2 separate regions of the Homo sapiens genome follow, and region 2 is linked to region 1. The links are chromatin contacts, found by Hi-C or POLR2A ChIA-PET in ENCODE. All regions are on one chromosome and are shown on one strand. Each heading gives the region's core, a stretch centred on a gene start or an enhancer-like site at or near the end of the contact. The rest is flanking DNA. Distances are from core to core; before and after follow the strand shown. Region 1 overlaps TRABD (TraB domain containing). Region 2 holds the start of KLHDC7B (kelch domain containing 7B).

What was found. A loop is a pair of places that touch in the nucleus more often than their neighbours do. ChIA-PET counts read pairs that join two places held with the same protein, here RNA polymerase II (POLR2A). Pooled maps may share reads with other maps.
Region 2: a loop to region 1 is called in a map with no recorded cell type, with 4 times the contacts of the local background. The contact joins the promoter of KLHDC7B here to the enhancer-like site in region 1. A Hi-C loop is called at or near these places in 2 of 168 maps with a recorded cell type or tissue (B cell and CD14-positive monocyte), 28 of 37 single-sample maps with no recorded cell type and 9 of 50 pooled maps. POLR2A ChIA-PET finds 5 or more read pairs at or near these places in 10 of 52 experiments (CD4-positive, alpha-beta T cell, CD4-positive, alpha-beta memory T cell, GM12878 and 7 more).

The regions. Positions count from the first base shown.
Region 1 is chr22:50,193,546-50,196,245 of GRCh38, reverse strand. It overlaps TRABD (TraB domain containing), which reads right to left. Exons shown (of 10, transcript NM_001320485.2): 3 at 2,592-2,670; 4 at 1,740-1,906; 5 at 1,206-1,346. Among named protein-coding and RNA genes, the nearest start is that of TRABD-AS1, 5.9 kb to the left of the region's middle. Within about 2 kb of position 1,250, at least 3 of the 41 ENCODE cell types and tissues checked have a DNase peak (open chromatin) inside an H3K27ac peak, as active enhancers do.
Region 2 is chr22:50,544,595-50,547,294 of GRCh38, reverse strand. KLHDC7B (kelch domain containing 7B) reads right to left here and starts at 1,396. Exons shown (of 1, transcript NM_138433.5): 1 at 1-1,396. The coding sequence starts at 1,051. It overlaps KLHDC7B-DT (KLHDC7B divergent transcript), which reads left to right. Exons shown (of 4, transcript NR_199716.1): 2 at 827-921; 3 at 1,900-2,508.

The DNA.
Region 1 (2,700 bases), core at 1-2,500:
ACCCACTCCACCTCTGGAGGGGCTGGGGTCTGAGCTCAGACGTGCCTGTGACCAACCCCAGTAGAAACCTAGACACCAGGGCACAGCGAGTGTCCCCCGGGAGGGGACAGGTGAAGCGGACACCTGGTGTCTCCCAGACCCTGCCCCACGCCCCCTTCCCTCTGTGACACCGCAGCAGTGAGCAGCACGGCACTGCCGAATTCTATGCCCCTTCGAGATCACTGGGCCCCAGGCTCTGGTGGGGAGGCTGCCCAGTGCTGGGCCCTGGCTGGACCGGGGACTGCCCTTTAGAAGACGGCCCACAGAGGTCTTCTTTGGTGACTTGCCTCATCTGGAGAAATTAAAAAATGAAAGGCAGGCGCCAAACGTTTAGGGACATTTCTATAAGATCTCATTATAATTGTTTCCTTTGAACAGGGGGAAGGCAAACTGACCAGGGCTGGGGTCAGGCGTGCTGGGCCCCCTTTGAAAACACAAAGCCTGGCCGGGCGCGGTGGCTCATGCCTGTATTCCCAGCACTTTGGGAGGCTGAGGTGGGTGGATTGCCTGAGCTCAGGAGTTTGAGATGAACCTGGGCAACATGGTGAAACCCCGTCTCTACTAAAAATACAAAAAATTAGCCAGGTGTGGTGGCAGGCACCTGTAATCCCAGCTACTCAGGAGGCTGAGGCGGGAGCATCACTAGAACCCAGGAGGCGAAGGTTGCAGTGAGCCAAGATCGCACCACTGCACTCCAGCCTGGGCAACAGAGCGAGACTCTGTCTCAAAAAAAAAAAACAAAAACCGAAAACACAAAGAGCAATGAGAAAGTCCTGCCTCTCCGGTCACTGCAAGGCTGGAGAAGTGGGGACAGGAGGAGCCCTGAGCCCCACCCACTTTGGGCCTGGGTGTGGTACCGGGGGGGCCAACCTTGCACTGAGACCTGACCCATCCCCAGCAACTGCTCAGCAACCCAGTCCTCGGGTGACCAGCCCCTGCCTCAGCTTGGAGAGCCACCCATTTCCTCCTCCCTTGCCTGAAACCGGGTAATGGAGCCTCTTTCATTTCTCCTGGCCCAGGGGAGGTCCCTAACCCGGCAATCCCCAGGGCAGGCCAGGCACAGCCACACTGACTGGGGGCATGGGCTGTGAGAGGAACCTGGGCAACAGGCAAACAGGTGGCTTTGACCCCGACCCTGACCCTGACCCTTGCCCGCGGCTGCGCACCTGCCTCACGGCCTGCTGCAGCTTCTCCAGGCTGAGCTCCTGGGCCTCCCGCAGCAGCGTGCTCTCGTCCATCTTCAGCATGGACACACGATATTGGCAGAGCTCCACGACCACCACGTCAGGCTGCACCTCCCGGATGGTCTGCAACAGCCACAGGTCACACCTCGAGAACACAGCCGCTCCCTGCCCCTCAGCACAGCTGACGCCAGCACCAGGGGCCCCATCCCAGGAGCAGCCAGCCTTGGCGTCACCCCAGGGCTAGCTAACCCCGCTGCTGCAGTGACAGCTCAATTCTCTAAGCGACGAGAGAGGAAGCTGTGAGGCTTGTTCACTTGTTAAGTGGGAAAACGCACAAGGCCGTCACGGCTCCCAGGCAGGAAGCCCACCTTGCCACTCCCAGGGACCACAGTGTTGAAGCAGGAGGCCTGCGGTGCGCACACACGGGCACACGGGCCCTGCCGGGAGGTCCCTGAGTGCAGGACACAGGAGCTTACACCAACCCGTGTCCGGGATGTGGCGGGTGGCGGCGCTCACCTTCACAACGTCCCTCTTGCTGTCGTCGCTGAAGTGGGCTGTCCCCACCACGTACACCCTGCTCCCGTCCTCAGCCACCAACTGGGTCACAGTGCGCGGCAGGTTGGGCCGCTGACGCCGCCGCTTCAGCTTCATCTCCAGGAGCAGGTTGAAGGCGTCCACGTCGGCTGCAACAGCAGCACAGGCCGTTGTGGTGCCGGGCCCACCCCAAGGACGCCGCCGGGCCCGCTGGCAGCCTGGGCTCTAGAACCCTCCTGGGTTCTGAGAACTGAACAGGTGCAGAGCACAAGACTCCTGACGAGCGTCACACTCCACAGGCTTTGCCTGCCCAGTGATGGGAACACCGGCTACCACCTCTGTGAGCTGCACGGCTTCGAGAAGCCAGGGCCTCAGGAGTCCTGTGCCCCATACACCCCATGAGGGCGACCTTGGGGGTTGCTGTGGATGAGGTTCGGTGTGGGGGACAGTGGGGGCAGGTGCCGCAGGGGGCTCAGCTAGGGGAGGGGCTCTGAGGCGAAATGGGCCCCCCCACCCCACTCAGGAGGGACAGGCTGAGGCCACAGCAAGGAGGGACTCCCGTGCCGCTCACACTGCTTGTGCTCACGAGCCCCCCATGCCCAGGGGCCTGCCTGTGCTGCTTGCAGCCCCTCCAAGAGGCTCCACTGCCAGGCAGGGCCCAGGAGCAGCTGCTGTTGGGTGGCACCAGGCCTAGCAGCACCTACCTCAGGTCTCGGCCAGGGCCCCTGCTCACCACAAGCTCCAAGCCCCTGGCAGTGGTTGGCTGCCTCCCCCTCCTCCCTGACTCAACAGCCCAACACCGGGGAACGTGCCAGGACCCTGAGGGACACGTACACAGGTTCTGGGGGTCTCCAGAAAGCACCCTGGGCACCGGCTCTGAAGCCTCTGACGGCACAACAGGTTCCACGTTGGCCTGCAGGTGGAAAGGAGAGTTCAAGTCAGG
Region 2 (2,700 bases), core at 147-2,646, 350 kb before region 1:
CTAGCCAGGGGCGCGTGGAGTCTGGGGCTGGGCCAAAGCTCCGGGTGCCCGGGACCTCCCTGCTGACCCAGGGCCAGCCTCCTCCGGGGGCAGGGACCCCCGAGGCCTCCCTGCTCCAGCCACCCTTGGCCCCAGAGCCTTCCGTCTGAGACCCAGGCTGCAGGGCGCGGGGAGCGGGCAGCGCCGGGAGTGCGGGCTCCTGGGCGAGTGGGGGTCCTGTGGGGAGGCCGCGCGCGTGGGCGTCCAGGGCGGCGGCCCCGTCCACCGCGTCCCACACGCTCCCCGCGGCGCCCAGGCGGAGCGGGTCCAGTTTCCGGGGGCGGCGGGCTCTGTCTCCCGAGCCAGCGTCCATCCGCCGCCGCCGGCCCCGGCCTCTCCCCATCGAGCCCGAGGGCCCCGCGCCCGCCTGCCAGGGGCCAGTGTCCTGTTGCCCCGCGGGGCCTGCGGCCTGGCGAGAGGACGCCCTGACACCACCTGTCTCCGCCTCCGCTTCGCTGCCAGGGCTCCGAGGAGTGAAGTGGATCAGGAGGGGGGCGGACATCCCCCCTGCTTCGCTCCTGCCCAGGAGGGCAGTGCCTGGCCTGGGAGGCTCCTTTCCTTCCGCTCGGGGGGCCGCGGGGGTGGCACTGCCCCGTTGCTGTCCTAATGCCTCTCTGCGGGCCTCCTCGACAGCCGTCTTGAGTGGAAGCCGGGCCATGGCGGCCAGGCCCCCGCCCGGCGCTGCAGCAGGGACAGGGCTCTGCTGGCCGCGTCCTGGGGGCTCTGGTTTCCCCTGCCCTGGGCTCTGCCCCTCGCTGCCATCACTGACCTTAGACTTCGGTTGCAGGGCCAGCTCAGCTCCTCCTGCCTGATGAGGTTGAGCCCCGAGGGCTGTGGACACCGGTTCTGCCGCCTCTTGATCGTGCCCGGAGCCAAACCAGTGTAAGGCCAGCGCTGTGGCAGCCACCACAGCCAGCGCCAGGAGGGCCAGCACAGCACTATCCCAGTCATTGTCACTGTCCCAGTCCCAGCCCCAGAGGGGACCATCTGGCTCCAAGGTGCCCTGGATCATGGTTCAGGGCTGCAATAGAGGCCTGATGGCAGGCTGGCAGTGCATGCAGAGCACAGAGGCCTGGGCTGAGGCACCGGCCAGCGCCTGCCCCAAGGGCTGCCCAGTTAAGGTGGACCAGTCCTCCAGGGCCTGGGAATGGTGGGGTCTCTGCTTGCACTCAGGCCTGGGGGTGTCAGTAGGGCCTGGCTGCAGATATCAGGAGACAGCGAGGCTTATGGCAGGATAGGAGCCCAGGGTCTCTGCAAGCACCCCACCAGCTCCTGCCCTCTTCTCCTCCTCGTAGGCCCCAGGGTCCTCAGGCAGCGTTCCTGAGCTCTGTGCTGTCATCACAGCCAACCTGCTTCTGCCTGGTAGACCCTCACACCCCTAAATTTATTCCACACCCCACAGTCCCTCCTCTCAGCCTGGGCCCAGCTTCAGGGGGCTTGGCAGGGAAGGGTTACCCACAGGGAGATGTTATCTCTAGCTCTAGCAATGTGATGTGGCCCTGATGAAATCACCAGAAACCGGAGAGGCTGATTCCACTGTGGGCCAGCAGGGGAGGGGTGGGGGCCGTGCACGGGAGGGTGCAGGCTGTGCCTGACGGTGGTCTCTCAGGCTGAAGAGGGAGACCCTGGACACGGGTCCTGGCAGTGAGCATTATCATTGCAGGGGTGCTGTGGAGGTTTGTACTGGGGCACAGGGAGGGGGCATAGAGAGGAGACTGAGGCTCCCATAGCTCCTCCTCCAGCAGCTTTTGGACTCCTTACTCTGGGTTTACCAGACATGGGATAGGGTTATCAAGTCAAGAGAAAAAAAAAATTAATGGGATAAATAAAATCCAAACATATTTCTCTCTTTATGGCCAGGCTTATTTCAGCCCACCTAGACCTTCTAGGATCTCCTGGACCCCCTGCGCCCATCGAGAGTGTCTTGACTGCCCAGATGAGACTCTCACTGTGCCCCTGGAGAACCCTGAGCCCAGCCTGCCCCCTACTCCAGTTACCGCATCAGCCAGCACCTGGATCCCTTAGAAACCACCCCCCTCTGGCCCCAGGTGCTCTAATAGCCAGACTCTGGGTGTCTTCATCTCAGTCCTCAGCCTTCCCTTATCTGAGCTGAGGACTCGCCCTCGAGACCACATCCTGGCTGGTACCTCCTAGCCCTGGCTCAGGCCGGCATGTAGGTACTTCTGTTGGATGTGAGCACTTGCTTCCTGAGGGAGAAGCCTGGGCTCCTCCACCTGCTCCTTGCTTAATCCCATCTCAGGAGTGTCTCGGGCCAGGTGCCAGGTGAGGCTCAGACAAGAAAAAGAGCCTGGAGTCCCTGGGACAAAGGCAGGGCTCCCTGGAAAGTACCGTGTGTATTTTTCCTTCCTCTGGGACACAGCAGGCCTGGGGATTTCTCCCTTACTCAAGCAGCAAGGAGATGGCCTAGGAGTGTCCCTGGCACCCAGCCTGAACCCTACTGAGCCTCAGGTAACTCACCTCCCAGCTCCCCCTGGGACTATTAGATGACAGGGAGAGGGTGAGGGTGGGCCCCATGCCTTAAGGTGGACCTCAAGTTGAGGGAAGGCTTTCTAGACCGTGCCCTTATTCTCTGTCCCAGTCTCAGGCTCTGCCTCTTGGTTAAGTTTGGGGTCCAGAAACCTTCAGAGGATGGAGATGACA